Linked DNA regions of Mus musculus: regions 1, 3, 4 and 5 are each linked to region 2. Evidence: chromatin loops called from intact Hi-C (ENCODE). Cell type or tissue: heart. All regions are shown on one strand.

Evidence for each region. Hi-C counts contacts between places; a loop is a spot of excess contacts. Peaks named below come from ENCODE experiments on the same cell type or tissue, not always from the same donor. Only the 100,000 strongest peaks of a DNase experiment are listed, where the experiment ranks them.
Region 1: a loop joins it to region 2, with 6 times the contacts of the local background. A loop is called at or near these places in 15 of 42 quality-filtered maps.
Region 3: it touches region 2 in a loop (6-fold over the local background); 17 of 42 quality-filtered maps call a loop at or near these places.
Region 4: a loop joins it to region 2, with 7 times the contacts of the local background. A loop is called at or near these places in 33 of 42 quality-filtered maps.
Region 5: it touches region 2 in a loop (6-fold over the local background); 13 of 42 quality-filtered maps call a loop at or near these places.

Annotation. Positions count from the first base shown.
Region 1 is chr11:85,379,971-85,384,970 of GRCm38, reverse strand. All of the region lies in intron 5 of Bcas3 (breast carcinoma amplified sequence 3), which reads right to left. Among named protein-coding and RNA genes, the nearest start is that of Bcas3, 29 kb to the right of the region's middle. In heart, CTCF peaks have their summits at 2,720 (motif pointing left) and 4,772 (motif pointing left); a DNase peak (open chromatin) is centred at 2,720.
Region 2 is chr11:85,842,559-85,847,558 of GRCm38, reverse strand. No RefSeq gene overlaps it. Among named protein-coding and RNA genes, the nearest start is that of Tbx2, 12 kb to the right of the region's middle. In heart, a CTCF peak has its summit at 2,758 (motif pointing left); DNase peaks (open chromatin) are centred at 798, 2,758, 3,258, 4,018 and 3 weaker places; H3K4me3 peaks cover 2,731 bases; H3K27ac peaks cover 2,072 bases; H3K27me3 peaks cover 2,729 bases.
Region 3 is chr11:85,516,226-85,521,225 of GRCm38, reverse strand. All of the region lies in intron 15 of Bcas3 (breast carcinoma amplified sequence 3), which reads right to left. Among named protein-coding and RNA genes, the nearest start is that of Bcas3, 170 kb to the right of the region's middle. In heart, CTCF peaks have their summits at 726 and 3,018 (motif pointing left); a DNase peak (open chromatin) is centred at 855; H3K27me3 peaks cover 638 bases.
Region 4 is chr11:86,171,612-86,176,611 of GRCm38, reverse strand. The region is part of intron 6 of Brip1 (BRCA1 interacting protein C-terminal helicase 1); the gene reads left to right. Among named protein-coding and RNA genes, the nearest start is that of Brip1, 27 kb to the left of the region's middle. In heart, a CTCF peak has its summit at 2,211; no DNase peak of the experiment used is centred here.
Region 5 is chr11:85,466,802-85,471,801 of GRCm38, reverse strand. It overlaps Bcas3 (breast carcinoma amplified sequence 3), which reads right to left. Exons shown (of 24, transcript NM_001166643.1): 11 at 967-1,050. Among named protein-coding and RNA genes, the nearest start is that of Bcas3, 120 kb to the right of the region's middle. In heart, a CTCF peak has its summit at 2,108 (motif pointing left); no DNase peak of the experiment used is centred here.

The DNA.
Region 1 (5,000 bases), 460 kb after region 2:
GGCTTTCTGCTCTAACCAGGTGTGGCCAGTGTTCCACGTTACAGCTCTGCCTGACGATTTCAGAGCCTTAAGACAGCACGGTTGAGGAATGCATCCCTGCAGGCAAGGGCAGTCCTTCAAGCTCCTACAATAGGGGACAAGAGGAGAATACATTTTCTATTTTATTTCTGCTGCCCAACCACAAATGATTTGGCTGATGCCAGAGTGTCAGTGTCTCCACAGCAGATTCTATGCCAGCAAGAAAGAAAACACAAACCGCAAAAACCACCTAAAATGTGTATTTGTGAGAACTTACAACTTAAAGAACAGATATTTGCTGACCACATGAAGGAGACAGCAAGCCAGTCAGTCTGTATTTTGGTCTTGACACTAACAACAAAACACAAAACTTGAAGCAAGAAGGCAGTGAGTCTCAGGAACAGTATGAAAACCACAGAACATAAATAATGAATGGAACGGTTACTCATACTTTCATACTTCCAAATTTTCACACACACTGAGAAAGCACTGAGGCAGCTCCGACCCTGCCCCTCCAGCCTGCTTTTCCAGAGGAGGAAAGCAGAGCGGCATGTGGCCCTTGGCTAAGCACGCACGGCTGATCCAGACCTCACAGCCCCAGCCATGACTTCAGCACACACCAATCTAAGTATCGGGCCTTTGAAGCTGCTCTAATGGTATCTTCCATTTGCAACTAACACTTCTGTAGTCAAAAGATCTTCCTTGGGGTAGATGTTAATGCAAAAGCACTCAGACAGCCTGACATGTGTGCCAGGAGGCAGACTGGAAGGTGCTCAGAAGTCAATGTAACACCATTACAGAGGGTGTTGGCCTAAGCAGCTGTCATAAACACTTCACAGTCACTCAAGCACACAAACTTCATTGCCTCTAATTCATTCTTTGTACTACAGCTTGAATGGGTTGAATCTAAAATATACACTGAGCAAAAGAATACAGACAAGACAAGGAAGACTCCATAGTGCATAAATTTAAATTGTTTAAAACTGCCAAGCTAATCTGTGGTCAGGACAATGACTGTTTTACCCATGGGGGAGGGAACTACATGAGAAAGAAAAGGATCCTTAAATGCCATCCAGTGTGTTTGTTCCACTTACTTGTCTGTGTGCATACATGCACAATCACACATACACAGGAAAAAGTCAAGCTATAAACATGAGCTTTATATAGCTTGTGGTATTATAAACTATATTTACAATGGTATATGACGTCTATAAACTATCAATTCATGAAAGAAACAAGAGGACGCTTATATGCATATTCAATATAACAGAAACCAATCTGAAATGGCCACTCCAAGTATGGCAAATGACATTTGCCAAATACAATATCAAGTAATGAGAAAAATGATGGCCTCTATTCAAGGTGTGGGGACATGAGTGAACAATGCTCAGTGACTCGTGTCATGGCACATCTGTCAAAGCCCCTCATACAGCACTGAAATGAACCCTGACTGTGGGTGGCAATAACATGTGAACTCAGGTTCAGAGACTCCAACCACATCACTCTGCTTTAGACTGTTGGTAAACAGGAGTCACATGTACCCATGGGACATACAGCAACTCCGTCCTTCTCCTCCAGTCTACTTTTTCAAGAAGTATTTACTTCTGCCCAACAGTGAGAGGCAGAAACAGGCAGCTGTGAAGACCTCCCTGGCCAGACAGTAGAGCTGAAACCACAGCTTCTGGTTCAAAAAGAGACCCCATCTCAGGGCAATTAAGACAGAGAAACAACTGAGAAAAAGAGCCCATGCCTTTTTTCTCCTAATGGAAACACACACTCATGCACATTCAAGAACATGCACCACACATCCACATACAAACAAACAAAAACCAACTATACATACATATTCCTAGAAAGCAAAAAAAAAAAGGGGGGGGGCTCTCATTTAAGAAAGATCCCAACTTAGGATAAACTTCAATTATGAAGTAACAATCAGCCTACAAATTAGCAAAATTTGCATAATGCTATTAGAACACACTTGGGCTTGTCTAAAAGACGGCCTTAGGAGTCATACTACAGGGGAAGGAAGGAATGAGAGCAAGGACACAAGTCTAAAGATGCCAGAAATGACATTCATTACTTTGTATGTTTATATTAATGTCAATAAAAGAAACTAATAAAAATTTTAAGAATGTATTATAGAGTCAGACACAGTGACACATGCCTATAACCCCAGCTCTTGGGAGGCTACACAGGATGACTGCCAAAAGTTTGAGACCAGTATGGGTTAGAGGAAAAGTCTGACTCAAAAAAATAAAAGAAAAATATAGAAAAACTTTCAGTTCAATAATCTGGGCAGATTCAACATGTTCCTTCGTCTATGCTGCTATTCTATCTGACACCCAGCACAGACCTGCCCATCACTTCTCCTTCCTGTAAGGAAAGCAGAGAACAAACACAAGGCCTGTGCTCAACAACAGCATATGCAGCCTGAATGGACTCCAAACCTCTGCTTACCAATGCACTCAAATCACCAACTTAATATTACTCCCAAATGAAACCTATAAAAATGTTTCCTGGCTAACAATCTCAATGCGGCAAGGTCTACTGGCATATAGCTTCTAATAAATAATGGACTAATTGCTTTCTACCTCAAATATGCCCTCATGTGTTTGCTCTGCAGGTTTTGGTATGCAAAGCTTCACATTAAGCTTCAGGTCATGCTTTCTGTAGATCGGTGTGGCAGTGACACCTAGTGTCCAACATCCGAAGCACACGCAAACAGAACCAGGCACAGTGGCACACACCCATAACCCCAGCTCTTGGAAGGCTATGCAGGACAACTACCAAAACTTTGAGAGTAGTATGGGTTAGATGGAAACTCTGGCTCAAACAAAAAAAACAAAAAAAAAAAAACAAAACAAAACAAAACAAAAAAAATTCAATAACATTTGTAAACCCAGAAGGTTTTATTTTTATAATGATTTATTTATTTATTTTTGTGCTATGTGCATTGGTGTTTTACCTGCATGTATGTCTGTGTGAAGATGTCAGATCCCCTATAAATGCAGACAGTTGTGAGCTGCCATGTGAGTGCTAGGAATTTAACCCCAGTCCTCTGGAAAAGCAACCAGTGGTCTTAACCACAGAGCCATCTGTCTAGCCTCTTGCTGGCTTTCTTGTTTTGGTTTGTTTGTTTGTATTTTAACAGGCTTGACAATCTAACGATGGCCAGTCTTAAACTCACAATCCTCTGCCACACCACCATAAGTTGGGATCACCTGTGTATAACATACATCCAACCCTACATAGGTTTTAAAAAAAAAAAAGAACAAAACTCTCAAACTCTGACCCTTCCAGTCCTGGCTTCCTGAGTAGCTGGGATCACAGATGCTCAAATTTTATTTCTTCAAAAGTGATGCAAAGACTAAGGAGATGGCCCAGAGTGCACAGGAACACTGGCTCTACAAGCATGAAGACCCGAGTTCAAATCCCCTGTACTCACCGGAAAAACCAGGTATGATGTGTGACTGTATTGTAGGCCGAGAGCTCACTGAACAACAAGACTACTCCAAAATGTACAGTTCCAGTTAGTGAGATATCCTAGCTAACACCAAAAGTCCTGCTCTGGCTTCTGAATGCACACGTGGGTACGAGCACTTGCACACTCACTCACTCACATGCACACTCATGTACACACAAACATACTAACATGTACCCATATATGCATACTTAACATAACAAATACACACATACATGCACTTGCATGTACACATTATTTTTGGTATTATTATTGCTATTATCATTATTATCATGCCAACTCATATCACACAGCACCAAGCTAGCCAAGAAATTGGAGAAACTGACTTCTAAATCTCAGGGTTTTCATAATCCTCTTACAACAAACCCCCAAACAAACGTTTGGACAATGAAAACTGTTGACAGACTACACAACACATTGAGCTATTAGGGTAGACACATTGGTTTAGTTTATTGAGGCATAGTCTCACCTGTAATCTAAGACAGCCTGGAACTTGCAGCACTCCTCCTTCCTCAGCCCCTCAATGCTGAGATTATAGGTCTGAGCCATGTGGCTCAGCTAGAATGATTTTATTTTTCTTATTTTTTACTTTTGACACTACAAAATCATACTCTACTAATAACAGGGTCTTAGTTACTTTTCTACTGCTGTGGCAAAATACCATGACCATGGCAACATATTTAAAAAAAAAAACATTTAATTTTGATTTTACAGTTCCATTGGTGATCCCTTGAAAATCAGAGCAGAGAGCATTGAAGCAGGTAGGCAGGCATGTGCTGGAGCAAAAGCTGAGAGCTTACATCTGATCCACAAATTCCCATTCCCACAATTAACTTTTAACTGCAAATATGTTTCAATAGACATAAGGGAGTTCTCTGCCTTAGACAAAATAAAACAAGGGCTAGAAATGTCCCTCCATGATATGCAAGGCATCCACCAGGTCCTGGGTTCAAATCCAAGAACACAAATGGGAACTGAGGTATAGTTCAGTTGGTAGAATGTTGGCCTAGCATGCAAAAGCCCTAGTGGCATTCCCAACACTGCATAGTGGTCAGACCTGCAATCTCAGTTCAAGGCAATCCACAGAAATAAAAGCAGCCTGAGCTACATGTGGTCCTGTCTACCAATAAGTTCCCAATAAGAAAAAGAAACAAGGAGGCTGGAAAGATGGCTCAGCAGTTACAGAGCACTGACTGCTCTTCCAAAGGTCCTGAGTTCATATCCCAGCAACCACATGGTGGCTCACAACATCCATAATGGGATCTGACGCCCTCTGCTGGTGTGTCTGAAGACAGCTACAGTGTACTTAGATATAACAATAAATAAATCTTTAAAAAAAAACACTGAAAGTATTATAAGATACCTACAACATATTCACTATCTCTTCACACCCTTTTTATAACAGCAGAAATATGGAAATGCTTCCTCTCCTACCTAGCACAGATACTTCTAAAACCCACAAATAAAGTCAGATGCTGTGCAGCAGCAGAGATACAAGTCT
Region 2 (5,000 bases):
TAGGAATGTCACTGTGTAACCAGTATAACCAGGAATGTCACCGAGTAACCAGGCTTTCATCTATTGGCAGTCCTCCTGCCTCAGCCTCCTAAATGCTGGGATTACTGGCATGAGGCACCACACACAACTAACCTCAAACCCTGTCCTTTCCTGTCTCTGCTTCCTCTATGCCTAAGTGTATGCAAACAAGACTGTGTTTGCACGTGGTCCAGCGGGAAGGGGCACCTGTACAGATATATACTTATGGCTATTGGTGTGCATGCGGTCTCTCCACGCGCCTGTGTGCACAGGTGACTGTGGTGGTGTGGGGGATGGGTGAGGGATGACCTAAGAGGTGTCTATTGCACAGGATATCAGTGATGCGACCAGCAATCTTATGGGCAAACCCAGAAAGCCTAAGGGCAGACACAGCTGCTCTGAGAAGGGAGGAAGACCCTGGGTGGGGACAAGAAGGAAGGACTGTGCATGTGCTCTGCGACTAGATAAAAATTACCCAATGGCATCTCTCATGTCCAGAGACCACAGAGCAGGAACCCTCGAGGCTCTGGGAAAGAACACTGGCTTGGGAAGATTCTGTGACCTCTCTTCAACCGGAACAGGTCTAAGCCTTGGTTTTTCTCTCTGGAACGGAAGTTCCCATTCCAAGAATGAGAAGGAAATGTGTTTGGCATGGGGTGGTGGCCCACAGCTCCTCTTGTCAAGCTGAGGAGCAGCTGCCATGGAGCCAGAGGACATCCTGTTCTCAAGAAATAAAAACAAGAGTGAAGACGGGCCGTGGCTACGTTCCCCTGCTAGACTGATGTGAAGCCAGCAGCCATCTTGGTCTCCTGGGCTTGTCTCTAAATCAGGCTACTTCTCCCACAGCCAGACCCTGGCCAGGACACCAGGGCTCAGCATCCGGCAGTCAGCAGAGGTCATGCACCCAGCCCTTTTGTCCCTTCCCAGCTGGGAGCCTGACTTATACCCACCATCACCTCATTAGCTGCTGCTGCCAAGGGCCCTGCTCACTGAATTGTGAAAGAGCCTTTTCCTTTATTTACTGGAAATCCTGGAACCCTTCATTTCTCTGAACCCCAATGTCATCCTCCGCGGTTCATGGTCACTATACTGCCCCTGACTTAGCCTTCACTGAGAGCGAGCCCTCATGAGAAAGTACTCTGAATACCATCAAGCCTTCAGTTCAGGGAAGGATTGAGCCCATGTAAATAGCCCAGATCTAGGGGATACCCTTTAGGAAGGGGCCTCAGAAGACCCTCCACTGGTACCGTTTTCTCTCCTTGGGGAGAACCTGCATTCAGTCTGTCAGCAACCCCATGGTGCTGGAGGCCAGAGTCACCTCACAACCCATAGGATGTGCCCCCTCCCAACTGTGCTTGGTGGGAAGGTTGAACTGTGACAGCCACATCCCACAGGGACTGGAGGCAGCTGGAGCCAGCTGGTTCCCCGAGGGTTTCAGAACCTGGAATGCTATTTCCTAATCGGGAATTCATCCAGGCCACCAATCCTGACCCCAGTCCAAGAAGCTTAGCAACAGTCAAAGTTCCCAAGGTCTGTGAGTGGCTCTGCCTATGTCTCAGGCCCAGGTTCCTCAAGGGTTAGGTCCTTGTTCAGGAGCCTTTGATGTCGGGGAGGGGAACGTTTCAACTAGTCTCTCACATATCACTTTGGGTTTGGTCCACACCATTTACTTTGCCAACCGGGATCCTGGAGCTCAGAAAAGAGAGTCGTACTGTTCAGGATCTCATGGCTAGAGGCAAAGGTTGGCTTTGAACTTCTCATTCAGTTTTCCTACTGAACATCTGCTTTGCAATAGATGGGCATCAAGTGACTGTTAGATTACCAAAGGTCTCATCCTATCCTCTGGTATGCCTTGAAGGTGCCGAGACTCTGGCTGGGGGGAGGCAACAAGTTGCTGGCTAAGGAAGAGATGCAAGACTGATGGGAACTGGGCAGGTTTCTATCCGTGTGCTCTTAAAAAGCGTATGTAGACTTATTCTGCCCGTTTGTCGAGCTGCTGGCATCTTTGGTACTTAGCTCCCCCAAATTTTCCCCACTCTGAGTGTGCCATTTGTTAGTGATCAGGTTTCCCCTCTTTACCCACGAGCATCCGACTCAAACCTGACTCAAACTCTGGTGGCTCACTTCTGAGTCCTTCTTACTTAGCATCTTCGGGAACTACTGAAGACCCAAAGCCTCCTCAAGACCTTTGGTTGTCTTGTAAGATTTAACCCTTGGTCCTCAAGTGCACTGGTCCCTGGTGCATACCTAACAGTCTCTTCGTGTGACCTTGAGGAGCTGAGGAGGTGGAGGTAGGAGCTGAGGAATGTCTTAGCCAACACTTACACCCAAGCTTGCATGGTTCAGTGGAGCTTCACACTCCAAAAGGGCCAGAGGCGTGTTTTCCAGTGCTCATAGATCCCAGCCCTGACTGTGTTTCCAAGAGGCCAGGAAAGCCAGAGGCAAGCGCCTTCCCTGTCCCAAGAAGAATCTGAGTCCAGCCAGGCACATCGAAGACCATAGCTTCTAGGAGCTGGCACTGCAGGGCAGCTCCAAGAGAAAAACCCACATTAAGTTTTGAGCTCCCTCGTCGGTGCCCGCAGTCGGCAGCCCACTCAAGTCCCTGGGCCTGGACCTACAGTGGATCTGAGATCCCTCTCCGTGCCCATTTCTCTGGACTCACTGCACCTTGGGCTCTGGCAGGGAGTGCTGGCCGGCTGCTTGACCGGGCCCTGTCCTGGAGCGCCATCTCGTGGGAACGTGGGGAGTTCCTGAGGCCTGGGACCTGGGAAGGCTCCCGAGTCCGGAGCAGCCAAGTGAGTTCGGGGTCCTTAGCCCATCAAACCCGATGGACAGACACGCACCCCAAGGGAGCCTAAAAGAAACTCGGAGGGGAAAACAGTCATCCGGGCACCAACACTTTCCCTGGTGGGTAACTTGTCTGCTCTCCAGAGGACGCGACACAATGCCCTGAGATCACCCGGAGCGCCCAGCCCCCTCCAACGCACGGGGTCGTTCTCCCCGCTGACTCTTGATCGTTGGCTGGACTCAGCCTACCGGGAGAGTGTTCCAAACTTCTCGGTCAAGGGCGGAGAGGCGGAAGGAGAATGGGAAAAGGAAACGAAGTTGGATTTAGGGTCGCTCCCAAGGTAGGAAGGAGGGCTCAGAGTTGCAATTCTGATCTCTCCCAAACCGTTCCCTCCGCGGCGGCCTTCACCTAGAGAAGCGGGGGGCGGGGCCAGAGCCCAGGCGGGGCGGGGCCCGAGCTCAGGCGGGACGGGATCGCTGTCGCGCCGCGGCGTGCTCCTCCCCGCGTCAGTGAATCCACAGTGGGCTGGGGAGGCTGAACCCGGTTCAACGCCCTCCAGGAGGACAGGGCCTTCTGCCGAGGCTCAGAAGCTCTGCACCGCAGCGGGAAGTTTGGAAGGAAGAAATGGCTCGAGGGTTCGGAAGCCTCGGATTAACCGCGTGGAAAATGCAGTGTCCAACATCTCGGAATCTATTCAGTTGCGCTGCTAGGGGTCTCACGAAGGCTCCAAATGCTGAATCTTCGAGTTCTCGGGTGTTATCACACCCAGTCCTAAACCAGCACAGTTCTCTAAGACCCCACACTCCCCATTGAGTCTCTTGGCGACACGCTTGGTCACCCACTTAACAGACCTCAGAGGCCCCTTGGTCACCCACTTAACAGACCTCAGAGGCCCCTTGGTCACCCACTTAACAGACCTCAGAAGCCCCTCGATACCCATCGCTCACACACTCCTCTCTGCTGACGGATTTGCCATCCAATGGCCCTGGTTGGGCAGGTCCTGAAGGGTTAAGGCAGCGGGTACACGGGCGCTTGAGCTAATTGGCGACCCCCAGAGACAATGAAGACTGGAAGGCTGGGAAGGCTGGTGGCTTAATTGGGCCTGGGAGTGGCCAGGCCTTTGTCTGGGACAAGGCCCAGCCCGTCAGCTGCAGGATTCCCCAAGCCGCACTTGGCCTTGCAGCTGGGGCCCAGCGGAGCACTGTAGTGGCAATCCCGGGAGGGGGGTGTGTACGGCCGAAAGCAGGGGAGCGGGAGGATTCTCCAAGCCGCGCTGCAGGCTCGGAAATAACACCAGACCCGAGTTGCTGCGGCCCTGCCCACCACCGCGTGTGCTGCCCCCTGGTGTCCGCAGGCCGAGGGGGCCCCACAGCCAAACTCTCGGCATTCTTTCCTGGTTGAAAGCGAGAGGCAGCAAGATGCCAGTGCACACGTTGCTTTGGGATTTTTTATTTTTATTTTTTACGGGGAGTTTCAACCCAAAGTGACCTCAAATAAACGTAGAGATAGGGAGAGACTCTATGCGAAGTAGGGAGGGACTTTCCTTGTTCCTGCTTGGTTCGTGAACCACATTGCCTAATCAGTCCAGGCGGAGCAGAACAGGGGAGCCATAGCTCACCTACGGTTGGGATGAGACCATCTACACACAGGCACGCACACGCACGCGCGCGCACACTCCACACTCTCTACCCAGGGAAACTTGAGGCAGCCCTGTCTCAGAGGAGTTGGACAAAGTTTTTTCCTTGTAAGTGTGTCAGCCCAGGAAGGTGTTCGGAGCATTAGGAGTTCCTGAAACTTTCAAGTCTACCTACATCTTCACTCTGCCCTTCAAATCATTGCTGATGTCCCCGGGCGAGTGGAAAGTCATACACGCCCCAGAGGTTCACAATGTCTAACAAGGCAATCTTTTGGGGTTGGACGTCAAAACCTCCTGGACTTAAAGGGATGAAGACGGGGTGCTCAACGACCACAAATCCAGAGACATGTAATCAGCTCCCGGAGGCACCTGCCAGCTGGATGAGGTTACTAGCTGTGGCCTTCTGGAGCGGCGTGGATGGGAGCTCTCCTTAACAGAGGGGGTCTTAGGGAAGCACCAGCCCAATGGGGCCAGTGGGACACAGTGGGACTCCCTTGAAAGTCGCCAGCAAGTTGATGCAAGGAGGGGATCGAAGATAAACAAGCTGTAAGGAGGGAT
Region 3 (5,000 bases), 330 kb after region 2:
CTGGCTCTATTTCAGCATCATGACTCAGGTCATGAGAAGTGTCAAAGATGCATTTCCTTCAGCTGGGAACGAGCACCAGATCTCAAGGGCACAGAGAGGCTGGAGCGTGGTGTAGAAGGCCACATCAGCAGTTCCTGATGAGGAAGAGAAACCCTTTGTACTCGAATGCATTTTCATTCCCAGCTTGAAAACAGGTGCTTACACACACCAGTTAAGGAAAACAAACAGGAAACTGATGCTCAATTATAGCTCCCTAAATAACCAACAAATCCTGAAATAAAACTGTAAGCAAATAAATAAATAAATGGTATAAATTTAGCACATTTTACAAATATTAGAATGAAATCAAGATCTAGATGGCTAGCTCCAAGTTTGCAAAGGTGCATTTATGAATTAACCTCTGTGCTGTAGAATGTCCTTGAGCACTAGAAGCATGGGGTTCTTCGACAACAGCCTTGGACGCAGCACACCTGCAAGGGAGAAAGCCCTAGCCTCCTGGGACCCTCGACTGTGAGGGCCTGGGTGACTGCAGGAATGTCCTATTCATCTATCTATACGACAGACACCTGATCTTTTTTCCACATCTATGACTTTTATAAAAGGTGAAGCTGTTTCATCCCGTGCCGTGTCAATGCTAGAATGAAAAGCGATAAATCGTTTGCTACCCAGGATAGACCTTGACACTGAACATGAAAAGCTGGTCTCTTCTGCAGTCACCAGGAGGAGCCATGCCCTCAGGACTCCTCTGTCCACTCTGAAATACTTCTCTCTGGTGCCTCATTGTGGCTTGAGAAATTCTCACCTGCACAAACACTTGAGCCCAAGTGAGCAGCTCTTCCAATGAACCGGAAATCCCTTCCCTTTCCTCGTCGCCTCCCAGCTCCCACGCCATCCACCGTGGAGCACGGGGACCCCTCCCACCTCCCACGTGCACATAACCCTGACACAGTGTGAACCCACTCTTCTTTTTCTCGTCTTTCTTCATATTTTAACCATTTTGTAAGCTAACATTACCAACACCAGATTTACAATTCCTCTTCAGATAGTCAAACCGCAATACTAGTCTGCCTGTTCCACTCAGCTCCAACTTGTCACTTGGGTGTTTTAGTAATTAACAGCTCTAAGAGGCATCTGTCCTGAGAGGGTTACTGACTCTCATTGCCTTCTGTACTTTCTTCAAGACCAAATACTGAAAACATTGCTTCCAAATGTCTTTCTCTGGAGTACAAAGGGGACACCTTCCTGGTCCCCTCTGGGATGAGTTATCTACCTAACATTTTGTCTTTCTCGGAAACAACTAAAATGTCTTCCTCTGTAATTCACAGAAATCTCTCTAGAGCAACAGAACTAGGACAGAGTACTTACTCACAGAAAAGGAAAGAATAAGAACAGGATCCCTCACTCAGAGAAAAGTAAGTTTTCGCAGTTTTCTAGATCTTTTTTAACTCTTAACACTAAAATATTTTACCTTCCAAAATTATCAAAACCAACTTCAGTGTTTGTAGTCTTTTTTTTTTTCTTCTTTTTGAGGCAGGGTTTCTCTGTGTAGCCCTGGGGGTCCTGGAACTCACTCTGTAGACCAGGCTGGCCTTGAACTCAGAAATCCGCCTGCCTCTGCCTCCCAAGTGCTGGGATTAAAGGCGTGCTCCACCACCGCCCAGCTCAGAGTTTGTAGTCTTAATCCTGTTTTTATGCCTGAAATGGAAGATAGACTGATCCCTTCACAGGGAAGATAATCAATCATTCTGTATTGACTTTTACTTCACAGGTATGAGTGTTTACATGCATGAGTGAGTGTGTGTGTGTGTGTGTGTATACCACCTGCAATGACATTAAATTCCTGGGAACTGAACTTACAGACAATTGTGAGTCAACATGTAGGTAACAGGAGTTGAACATAGGTACTCTGGAAGATCAGACAGTGCTCATAACGACAGAGTTGGAGGGGCTGGAGAGAAGGCTCAACAATTTTAAAAAATTAAATAATGAAATAAAAGCAAATTAGTAAGTAATAAAACTAAAGACTGAAACAGTCATTTTCATGTAGTGGTCAAGGATATTTTGGCTTCATCACAGCAATGAGTCTAGGTGTCAGTACTTCAAAATCTATCCAGTGTGAGCACAATGTCAGTCAGAACTACAATGCCAGTCAGAACTACAATGCCAGTCAGAACTACAATGTCAGTCAGAACTACAATGCCAGTCAAAACTACAATGCCAGTCAGAACTACAATGCCAGTCAGAACTACAATGTCAGTCAGACAAAGAAGAAAATTAAACAATGGAGATAATAGCTTAAAAAAAAGACAAAAACCTGTAAAAACATTAAACAATAGAAAATAACATAAGAAAAGACATGATAGTAAGAGAAATGTTCAAAGAAAAGTCTCTGTTAGAACACACTGTGGGGACAAGAATGCAGTAGGACATGGGATGGTGGCAATGGGGAATCTCTCACAAATACAAAAACACAAAGCACAAACAGGAGCTCCAGGCCCAGACAGGAGAGCCAAGATTCATCTCACAGCAGCTTTAGAAAGGGGCATACAGGAAAACAGTGGAGAAGAAACAAGAAGTGGAAAGCAGAGGCTACTGGGGACTAGATAAGGGAAGGAAGGACAGGGCCAATCAGTGGTAAGAACAGAGAGATGAGCTGACAGCACTAACAGTGCCTGAATCATGGCATCCAGACAACTGCTGGTTTACAAAAAAGCAGGACACACATGCTCCGGGACAGGAGGGCTGGGAGCACACTGACAGCACTTAGGAAATAACACAACTAAAATGTTTCCATTCACAGCAGTCGTCAAGAGTCACACACAGGAAATGAACATCTGTACAAAGTACTCAAAAGAGCTGTAAGTTGGTGATAATACAGAGTCCACATCCTTGTGAAGAATTTGGAGAAGAAAACACAGAAAACACAAGAAAACGAAGAGATGCCATGGTGGTATCTGCTCCCAAGATACCCAGGTTCAAGCCCTGATGACAGGAACAGAAAAGCTGAGAGCACACTGCCCTCTAGAGGTAGCATGTTTCATTAACCATTAAATGCTAAACCCAAACTGTTCATGATTTGCAAATGCAAATTTGTATTCATAAGCAAAAAAAGCAAATTGAAAGATTGTATTTGCATCAAGTGATAATTACATTAAATTTATATTTATTTTATATTTTCTTGTTGCATTTATTTTAAAGGAGTTTATCTAAACAACATAAAAGATTACAGTAGTTAAATTGGGTTTAATTTTATGTTTAAAACATTTTTAGACAGCACTGTACACTAACAGGCTCCTGAGGGTTCTCATAGCTTACTTTACTTCTCTCACACATGGGACTACGTATGCCTCCATTTGGCTGGTGTGAGTAGTGCCTGTGTATGTGTGTGCACACAGACATTCCACGACATGTTTCTTGTTCTAGTGCTTCCCTGCTCAAAGAGTCTCTCACAGACCCCAGAGCTTTGCAGGCCCAAGACTGGCTACCCAGTCAGCTTGCTCCGGGGATCTTCGTGACTACTCCTCCCAAGTGCTGGAACTAGAGGCGGCTCCTGCAAGATAAACGTCCATGTGTGTAGCAAAACTACACACTGAGCCATATCCTTATGCACTCTATGTCCCTCTTAATACTTCTGTGAACTACACACTGCTATAAAGATTATGAACTACTAGAGGTGCTATCTTTCTTTAATAGTTTTTTTCAATTAGTGACTTAAAAAGGATAATTTGAGATGGGATATCACCTATCAGCATTAGGCTGGTCCCAAATTCATGACAATCCTCCTGCCTCAGCATCCAGAGTACTTAATCACAGACTTGTGTCATATCTTGGCTTCTTATGTGGTTTTTAAATTAGACATCTTGCTGTGTGAGGCTACCCTTTCCCAAACATTTGCATAAAGAACTCATCCTCTATCTCTGCACAATTACAGAAAATGACATGAAAATATTGAAAATGTGGGTGGTGTTGGTGTATAGTAAATGTCAAAATGAGCATAGAGTTATGCCAACGTTTTCAGAGGATGCCTCGGGAACCAGGAAAACATTAGGTTTTTACAACAGATTAGAAGCAAGGCTTCACTGACCTCAGGCAACAGGCTACAAGGAGAGAGCAAACTCCAGGTGCTAAGCGACCCAAGGAGGGCTCTCCCACATGGCGTGTCTGCACCATTTATATACTCTGTGTCAGATGAGGCATGGAATTTAAAGCAGAACTTCAGCGCACATGATTGATTTTTCTTGGCAAAAATTAAAACACTTATGGAAACTCCACTCCACAAGTAAACAGTGACTAGAAGGAACAGTCAGGACATGGCACTCTGGTGCTGCTGACTCCCAAGGAGGTGAAGCTATGTGAGGAGCTGGGTGGCTGCTGCATATTTACAATAGGATGCGGTCTATATCAAGAAAACTCCCTATCGACCAAAGTAAATAACTACAATAAACCATCAAATGAAGGCTGTAAACAGTCTCCAAGTGGTAAGACGGGAGTGCCGTACACACAGATGCTAAAAAGACAGAAAGACTGCTGGACTTGTAAGCCATTTGCTGAAATATAGCAGCTCTGGGTCCAAGAAATGAGAGGCCTCCTTCAAAGTCCTCAAACCTCAGGTTGGGAGGGAGCAGGGTCTGGAATTCAGTTGTCAGATGCTGCAGGCCTGGCACAACTCCTTCTCCAGACCAAGCCAGAAAGAAGCTGGGTTAGGGGACATACTCAAACCTTGGGAGGTGGAGGCAGGAAGGGAGAATCAGTGATAAAGGGTAGCCTTGGCTACGTAAGGGGTCACATAGTTACACATAACTACTAGTGAGGCCAGTCTGGGTTATCCAATGAGACCTAGGAAGAACGGAGGGAAAAAGAGGGAGGGACAAGAGAGGCAAAGGGAGGTCAGTGAGTCCTTAAAAATCTCAGGACAGGGCAGACACTATATTCTTAAACCTAAAAGGAAAACCTACTTCACAAGATAAAGAAACAGGAAAAGTAAGCAGGGCCAGTGTGGT
Region 4 (5,000 bases), 330 kb before region 2:
TTGTCAGTTATTATTGCATACATGTATGACATTGGACATGCACATAATACAGAACATGTCTGGCATTAGAGGACAGGATTATGGGCTCAGTTCACTACTTCTATTTTTATATGGATTCAGGGGCTCAATCTTAGGTTGTCAGGCTTGTTACTGCATGAGACTTTTAACTATTGAGCCATCTCACCAGCCCTCATCTTTTTTTTTGTTTAATTTTTATTTATGTATATATATATGTATGCTGATTGTGTTCAGGAGCCTATAGAAGACAGAAGAGAGCACAAAATATAGGCAAATTTGAGCCATTCAATGTGAATTCTGGAAACTGAAATCAGATCCCCTGTAAGAGCAGCAAACATGCCATCTCTCCAGCTCTCATTTTGCATATTTTAATTTATACCACCTATTTTATGTGCTGGAGATGAGTATTTTATCATATATTCAGTGCTTTATATTTAGTACTGTATATTCAGTACTCTACTGTTTGATTCGGTGCCAGATGTTCTATTAGTGAGCTCCCGCTTAGCCTTTAGCTTCACTGTAGCCAAGAATGACCTTGAACTTTGATCCTTCCCGGGAAATGCTGCAATTACACACATGTGTCAGTAAGCCTAGTTTATGTGGTGCTGGGGATAAGCCCAAGGCTGTGTTTATTGAACAGTACAGAAAAAGTGATATGGGAAAGGAATGAGGGAGTCTTACAGAAATCTTCAACAGAGGTTCACAGGGAGACAGGAAGAAGAGAGAAAACACAGAAAATAGAGTCAATACCATGATGAATTTAAATAATAGTTTGTTACCTACATCTGGTTCACTGAACATTGTAGATTTACTTTTTCATGAAGCAGAGTAAACATAGATTTATTTTTTAAAGATTTACTATTTATTTTGTTTGTATGTATGTATGTATGTATGTATGTATGTATGTATGTATGTGTCTCTGTGTGTACGTGCAATGTGTGCTGGTCCCTGTGGAATTCAGAAGAGGGTATAAGATGCCCTAGGGTTGGAGTTACAGGAGGTTGTGAGGTGCCCCACATAGGGGTGAGGAACTGAAGTCAGGTCCTCTGTAAGAACAAGAAGTCCTCAAAACCTCTAAGCCATCTATCTCTCCAGCCCTAATTGTAGATTTGTTGAAGGAAAGAAAGAACAGAGAGTGGCAGGGGGCTCCAAGTTCTTTTTCTGTTGTTGTTGATTATTGTATGTATGTGGGTGTTTTGTCTTCATCTATATATGTGCACCATGTGTGTGCTTCACCCATAGGGGTGTGAAAAGAGAATCATCTTAAACTAGTGATAGAGTCAGCTGAGAGCTGCCATGAGGGTGCTAGGAATCTAATTTGGATTCTCTGGAAAAGAACCATGTACTTTTAACTGCTGGGCCATCTCTTCAGCTCATATCTTTTTAATTTTCCTTTCCTTTTTCCTTTCCCTTTTCCTTTCCTTTTTCCTTTCCCTTTTCCTTTCCCTTTCCCTTTCCTTTTTCCTTTCCCTTTCCCTTTCCTTTCCTTTTTCCTTTCCCTTTTCCTTTCCTTTTTCCTTTCCCTTTTCCTTTCCTTTTTCCTTTCCTCTTTCCTTTCCTCTTTCCTTTCCTCTTTCCTTTCCCCTTTCCTTTCCCCTTTCCTTTTCCCTTTCCCTTTCCCTTTCCCTTTCCCTTTCCCTTTCCCTTTCCCTTTCCCTTTCCCTTTCCTTTTCCTTTTCCTTTTCCTTTTCCTTTTCCTTTTCCTTTTCCTTTTCCTTTTCCTTTCCTTTCCTTTCCTTTTTCTTAGGCTGGCCCTCAGCTGCTTATGTAACTTAACAGTGACCTTGAACTTCCCTTGCCTCCTGCTCCTGAGTGCAGGTATTACAGGTGTGTACCACCACACTTGGCTTTTAGATTCCTTTCTTATATGATAATTTATATATTAGCGATCTAGTGAGGTTTCATTCTTCACATGATCAGAACCTTGACAAGAGAAACACTGTTTTGGGGAATATAATGTTAATTTAATACTGCTTTGTTCCAGCATTTATGATCATTTTCTTAGGAATTGATTTACATTTTAAGTAAATCTTTATAATGAGTAAAGTATTAGTACAGACATGTTGTATACTGATTCCAGTGTTTTTATTTGTTAAACAAATGTTAGAATCAAATACATTAATAACAGTAATTCTATTTGAGTTAGTGTAACAAGCAGTAGCAACATTTTTGTTCAGTGTAGGAAAGACTTAGGTCCAGCAGAGTGCGCTGTTGACCTTTGTCAAAAGCTGATGCATGGAGCCCCTGGGCTCCCCCCCCCACTTTGAGTTTCCTGTACTCTTGTCCTTCCCTTCTCTCCCCATGTCCTATGTCTTGTTCTACTTAAAGGTATTCTAGAATCTTATGAGAAAACTAACGAGTTTTCCCTGAAAGTGTTTATAAGTCTTTTTTTAATTTTAATTTTATTTAAAATGATTAGTTAGTTAGCTGTAGTATAACTGTATATGCATGCTAGTGCTTATTTATATGATGATGTTTATTATGTATGAGGACACGTCTCTAAGTTGTTTAGAAATGTTAATTCACTTAGAAAATACAGATTTATTTGAGTGAATTTTTACTGATTATATTAATTTATCTTTGTGCTTAGTTTCAAAATCAAACAAAAGTATTTGATTAAGTTATTTTATCAGTCTTATGGGAAAGGTATGGCTTCCCTTAGTTCTACAAGAGGAAATTGGGGTACAATCTTAAGTAACTGGTTCATCTCATAAGTTTGTTGAGTAGAGAAGCCAGATTAGAATGGTGAAACTCCTGCGGAGCTGGGATAAAAGTCAGTTCATATCTGTGCTGTCACAGGTCATATTTGTGCTGTCACAGGTCTTACCTGTGTGCAAGACTCTGTAAGTGTTGCTTCATGATCGTTTCTTGTTTAGTTTCCCAGCATCCTGTGCATTTTCTTTATAGTGTTTTTGCAAGCTCCCTATGGTGGGCATGTTTAAGTGCCTTGTTTGCCTTGTTGGCAGGTTGTTCATAAGAACAAGTACAATATCTGTTGTCCACATTTTTTTATGCCCAGCTTCTAGCACAGCCTGTACTTAAACTCAGATGGTTCTCGAATAAAGTGAATGAAAAAAAAAAGACCTAAGTTAAAAACAACAACAACACATGATTCTCTATTATTTGTAGCTTTTGATGTTACCTGGTAATAAAAGGACACATTTGAACTTGAACTCAGAGATCCACCTGCCTCTGCCTCCCAAGTGCATGAGCAACCACTGACTAGCCATTAAAATATCTTTAGCTAGGGTAGTTCAGGCCTATAATCTCACCACTCAGGAAGCTGAAGCAGGAGGATTATGAATTGAAGGCCAACCCGGGGGCTTCATAGCTAGTTTGAAGCCAGTCTGGTGAGATTCTATGTAGAATAAAAAAGAAGACAGCAGAATAGAACCAGCTGGTCTTTAGTTGTCAGTCTGTGGGTTAGAGATCACAGTATAGGTGTGGCAGCTAGAGAATAACTTTTTTTTTTTTTTTTTTTTTTTTTTTTTTACTATTTTGTCTTATGTGTGTGGTTGCTTTGTCTACGTGTATTACTCTGTACTGCCGGTGTGCGTGGTGCCCGCAGAAGCCCAACTGGCTCTTAGTATTTAATGTGTGAGGATAGGCTCTAACTATATGTTTTTTAAAGTAGAAATCTGGTTTTCCCAGGATCATTTAAAGAATAATCTCTCTTTAAATTTTTTGCTATTTTAAGTTGTTATATACATTTGAATTGGTTTCTAGACTCTCCCAATATATATGTATATAGTAAAAACCAAAGAGCCCAACATCGCTTCAAATAGAACCAAGAGGCCCTTCTCTAGATGTGTCCTTTGCTCGTTTTCACTCCTAAGCCAGTGATTTCCAAGCCTTTTACTTGTCTGTTCTGATAGTCATCTTTTTTTGGAATATGCTTATTTTGCTTTTCTCTTCAGTTATTAGTTTTATGAACTTTCCTTTTCCCAAACTCTCTGTTAGAACTTAAAGTCTGTTAATTTCTTCAAGAATGTTTGTATTTATAGACTTTCAGTATTTACTGGAAATAATGAGAAATACTTTTTGAAATTGAACTTTTTTTTTAACAGACCAATATAGAATAAAAGGAGTTGAGTAGGCTCTACATCCCATGAAAACTAAAGTCTCCTTTCTTTGCCCTTAAGAGAAAATTGCCAATTCTTGTTCCATTTTATTTCAGTTTTAGTTACTGAAGCCAGAAGTTATTTCAGAGATCTGCCTGACTCTGCCTTTTGAATGTTTGGATTAAAAGGTGTGTGTCACCTTTTAATTAAGGTGTTAAGGTAGATTTTTTTCTTAAGATTTAGTTTTTTCTAATTTATTTGTATGTTTGTGTGAATGTGTGCCATGTGTAAGCATGTGCCTGTGGAGGCCTGGAGCTGAGTTACAGGCAGTTGTGAACAGTGCAGCCTGAGTATTAGTGATCAGACTTGTGTCCTGTGGAAGAGCAGGAAGCAGTGCTCATGGTTGTGCTACCTCTCTAGCTCAAGATGCAAACTTTTGCAAAAACTTAGGGAAAGACGAAAGGCCAAGGTCCAGGATCAGGAGGGAATCTCTCTCGATCAGGAAAGGCTGATCTTTGCTGAAGAACTAAGGTACTTTGACTATAACATCCAAAAGGCCTTTTTATTCCGTTTTGTGTGGAAACTTTATGGTTATATACCACTTATAAGAATGAGCTTATGACTGAGATGCTTAGGCCGGCCGTCCTAAAGTCCTAACGTACATGACGATGACAATATCAGTCACCTTGGTTGAGCGTGCCCTCTTTATGGCCAGTGACTTTGACAGACATATGGACAATCTTATCTGACTTACTGCTTCAGTGAACCAGAAGGCAAGTGAATGTGTGTGAGTTAATAAAGGCCATGAAAGACAAGGAAACAAAACAGGGCCACAGATGGATTCAGTGTTTGCAGGGCACAGTGTAGGAGGGAGCATGACACACCTCGTGCTATATCTCTTCAGCTATGCTACCTCTTTTC
Region 5 (5,000 bases), 380 kb after region 2:
TCAATAATTCAACATTCAAAACAGTATCCCTTTGTTAAATGCAGGGGGACGGAGGGACACTCATGAGTCTGCCTAATTACTGTCTTTCTATATAAGAAAAGTAGAAATATAAACATACAGTGCTGTAAGTGTAAAGACATTTCCTTACTCTGCTTTGGACTGGAAAGTATGTAACGGTTCTCATCGAGCCCAGGGACATATTCTAATGCACATCATGCAAGCATTTGTGACAATCTTGAAGTATTTTTGTATTTAACATGAAACAGTGTGACCTTTGATTCCTTCTCTGTGGTCGACTTAGACTGTTGTCCCCCGAGCAGTTGTGCTTTTGATTACATGCTGTCATTCAGATTCACTCTGTCATCCCTATTATTAGAATTGCTCTGTTGTAGACTTCACAATTCAAAAGAATGGTGGTTGTAAGAAACCTTATAATCAGCTCAAAGTTTCACGGGCACCATCAAAATTAACCCTCACAAGCACAGAGAGAATTCACTGGGCAAACATCAAGGGGGCCAGCCTCTAGATATGAAAGAATCTTTGAATGTGTCAGGGGACCAACTCAAGTTTTCATGAGGAATTTTTGGAGCCAAGAAATTCAAAACTAGTCAAAGATGCACAGGGATGTCCGTGAGGCTGTCAGTGTAGTGGCCAATGCACATCACAGAAGAACCCAAGTGTCTAGCTCAACCATGTACAGTCTGTTGCAATGTGGGATTAATTAGTTACCAGACTTGAATCCAGTTGCAATACACCTAACTTTTTAATGGAGTAAGTACAAACCATACAATCTTGACAATAAAACTATTAACCTCAAAAGATTAATTCTCACAGTTGGCAAAACATTCTGACTTCCCACATGTATTCGACACTTGTGAATGAGAGCAGATCTCATCACAATTCAGCAGTGGAACCTGGTAATTGTTGCACATGATCACAACTTGTAGAAACTTGTGAGGTACTCACTTTAGCAGCACTAAGGACAGTGGCAGTGTAAGACTGAATGTTGTCTCCACAGGCTCCTCCACGGGACTGGTGACAGCGAATCAGCTGTGATGAGGAGGGGAGAACAGAGTCATTTTCTATTAAGCTGTTTAACTCTGCGTGCTATTAGACAGCAGCTATTTACCATGCATAATAAGGACGCTGGGTGGGAATGTTTGCATTGAGTGTATTGCAGACAAAACAGCTGAAAGCCCTGCTGAGACACATTTACCCCTTTTTATATAATCTTCTGGTGCCACTAAGGCAGTTTCATGCTCAACTGTGGTTTTAATTACATGATGAACAGGCTTTAAGAATTCATAAACTCTGAAATGGTAGGATTCAGGGTCTGGCAGCCTTTCCATAAATAAATTAAAAAAACATAATCAAAGGACTTACATATAACTTCCTAACATTAAATATTTGACATACTAGCAAATTGGATGTTTTCTCCTCTTAATTCCTTACAAAAATTATAAAAAGAAACCTAAAACAACAAGCAAATATTTTAGGATATTTGCATATCCAATTGTGTCTGTGGGAAAGTGGACAGAATGTGCAGAAACCAAGCCCACACACGCACACAAACTGTCCATGTCTGAGAGGCCACTGCATCACGAACAGATTGAGCTTCCAATTATCAATGTTAATCGCAATTTTAATTCTCAGGTGCTCAGCAGAAACTCGGGTTCTAACTCTTCACTGGCAACAACACGCTTGTATTTGCCAAAAATGATGATAATTAAGATTCAGGTGAACATTTTTAAAGTTGGGTCAACATCAGAGAATTAGGACAATATGATATTGTGATAGTTATTTTCAAGTCCTATGAAATTAATTCAAGAAAAAATACCAGCCTTATATGACCTGTATCAGATTTACATATAATCCTTTTATTCCTCACATTAATATGAATATAACAGACTAGAACACCTGGTACATGAAGATAAGCTATTATTGAGTCACGATGAGTAGATTGCAAGGTATCTGATCAGTAAACATATCTGTCACAAATTACAATGTGGCAAGTGACTATTTTAGCTAATAGAAAGAATGGCTTCTTCATTCAACCACAGATCCACATTCAAAAATTATGAAAATTATTCCTCTGCTGCCTCCTGCTGCTTAAAAAGAGAAAGGCAGGATTGCAAAGATTGAAACCTGCTCCCTGCAACAAGGTATCAGAGTACTCTTGGACAGCAAACATCCTTGCCCACTAAACCAGCTCACCATTGGAACAAGAGCAAAGCAAATACATATATTAAAAAAAAATACATAAAAAGTAAAAATAAATGATCTCATATTAAAAGTAGACTTAAAATATTTAAAGTCAAATGGAAAAATAACCAATATAGTCAGAAACACAGTATACAAAAATTTATATTCACATCATTTTTTAAACTAAATTAGCACATAGGTGGACATAAAATAATCTTAAGAAACATGGCCATTAATGAGCAAATAAACTATTTTATGTTTGTAAAAGGAAAATAAATAGCTACATGAACATATTATATATATTGGTATAGAAAATATGAATATATAAGGAATTATACACATTAAATCATAGTCCAAGTAAAGTGGAGGAAGACCAGAAGAAAAAGATGACCAAAAAATAAATAAATAAGACGAGGAGATGGTGACACAGCTCAGCAGATGAGGGCATTTGCTGCCACACCTGAGTTCAATGTTCAGAAACTACATGGTAAAGGGAAAAAGATGACTCCTCTAGATTGTTCTCTGCTCCATACATGCTTATGTACATGTATACATGCAAATACACACACACACACACACACCATAACAAATTGTACCCTATGAGGACAGCTGAACTGTGCACCTGCAGTTTCAGGCAGTAGTGGCAGTAGGCACGCCTGTTGAGGTGGAACAGGTGAGCAGTTCTGTACCACTTTTGAAATACAGGAACTGAATAAAAGATGCCGACATCCAAGTCTCCCATGCAAAGGAAAGGAAAGATGAAGTGGGGAACTTGGGGCCAGTATGAACACAAACACTTTATATTTATATCATGAGAATGTGCATATATAGATGAACAAATATGTACACGTTCCCATTTTCTATATGTAAGTAGCACGTATGTATATATTAGATGTTTCCATTGAAGAGTTCTATAAAGACACACACTGGAGCACAGAACAAAGCTGACTTTCTAAAAAGAACCAGACAGAGACTGGAGGGAGAGATGGAGCCTACCAATTAACTCCCAGCTTCCTGTGATTGCTCCAGGAAGATGTGACAGCTCTGGCCTCCTAGGGCACTTGCAGATATGCACATACCCACACACAGACAGATACACACAACACACAAGCAACTCACAAACAAATAAAAACAGTAAAATAAAACCTTTAATAAGTGCAAGGAGAAAGAAGATCCAGGAAAATGGTTCTGTGGGTAAGAGCATTTGCAACTATGCACACGTGAATTAGGATCTTCAGGGAAGCACAAAAGTGCCCAGCAGGGCCACACAGATTGTGAGGAGCCAAGACAGGAAGCATGCTGGCCACCAGCCTACCTTCAGGTTCAGTGAAACCTTTGTCTCAAAAAAGAATAAGAGAAGATGGCACCTAACATCAACCACACACACATACACTCAAACACACGGAGTAAAAATGTTCTTCTAAAATTTAGTTCAAATTTGCAATGTCAAAGTAGGCCTCATGGCCCAAGTGCCCAAAACTCCATGTAAGTAACTGTACTGTGCAGCTTTTCTGTCCAGCATGCACATACATACACTGCTTCACATTATGTGACAGGAAACATTCAAGTGTGTGTCTGCAAAGCCCTGCAACTACCAAGGGAGTTGCTTCTCCACAAAAACAGTATGTAACTAATTGTAGCTCCAACTGCAAATGTGCAGCTTCCCACACGTGCCAAGGGACAGTTTACACACTTTCTTCATGCATGTCTCCAGCACTCAAGGGAAATGCATGACGAATATAAACACTAGGAGACACCACTATGTCACCCTATTTAACTGTAAGACTCTTGCATTATTTGAAAAGAATCGTTTGAAAAGAGCTATTTTTATGGGAAAATAAAGAGACCAGAAGAGAAGGAGTATAAATAGAGCACTCAGTAACATGCAAAATATCTTAATTTTTGCAGACAGGCTTTTGGAAAAGGAATTAAGGACTTCATCTAGAAAAATGGTATTTGTGAGCCCATTCTTGATTCTGTGCATTCCGGAGGCCAGTTGATTTGAGTTCTGTGGCTTTACCAAGTGCTTACTTACTGCACCACATCCTGATTTTGTCAAGAACTGTTTTGTATTATTTCATAATAATCTCAAGACACAATAACCATGTAACCAAGAAAAATGAAACAAGAATGCTAATCCTCAAAACCAACAGGACTTCTTAGACTTTATTCTACATTTACAGGTAGAGTCCTAAATGGTATAAGAAGAATATACCTTATTTTGTAATTCAAAATTTATGATTTGCACTGGACTATATATAAAGATATTAAAAATATGTGTGGCAACCTTTAATATTATGACAAACCAAGTTAATATATATAAATAGTAAATATATATATTTATATCTCTGTAAATACATATAAATACACACGCACATATATATATATATATGCGTGTGTGTGTGTGTGTGTCCTACAAGGCCTTGTGTGTGCTTTAATTATTAAAACAAATATAGAATCTAGTTGTTGACCGTATAGGGGCAATAAAATTTTCCCGTATCATATGACTCCAATCTAGTCAAGATAAAAGGCTTCACAATTATTCCTGGAAACTGGTGTCTTTTAGTAAGCATTGCTAAGATAATCTATCTCAATGCTTTAATTAATACCGAATAATCTCTGGGCAAAAGTTCCGTGAAGAAGCCAGATTAGAACAACAAAGGCTCTACGAAGCCTTTATTTAAGGACAACTACCATGTGGTGACACATGCTGCTAATCCCATTACTTCAGGACATCAAGTTCAGCCTGAGCTGAAAAGACCCTGTCACAACAACAAAGGAAGAAAATAGGATTTTTC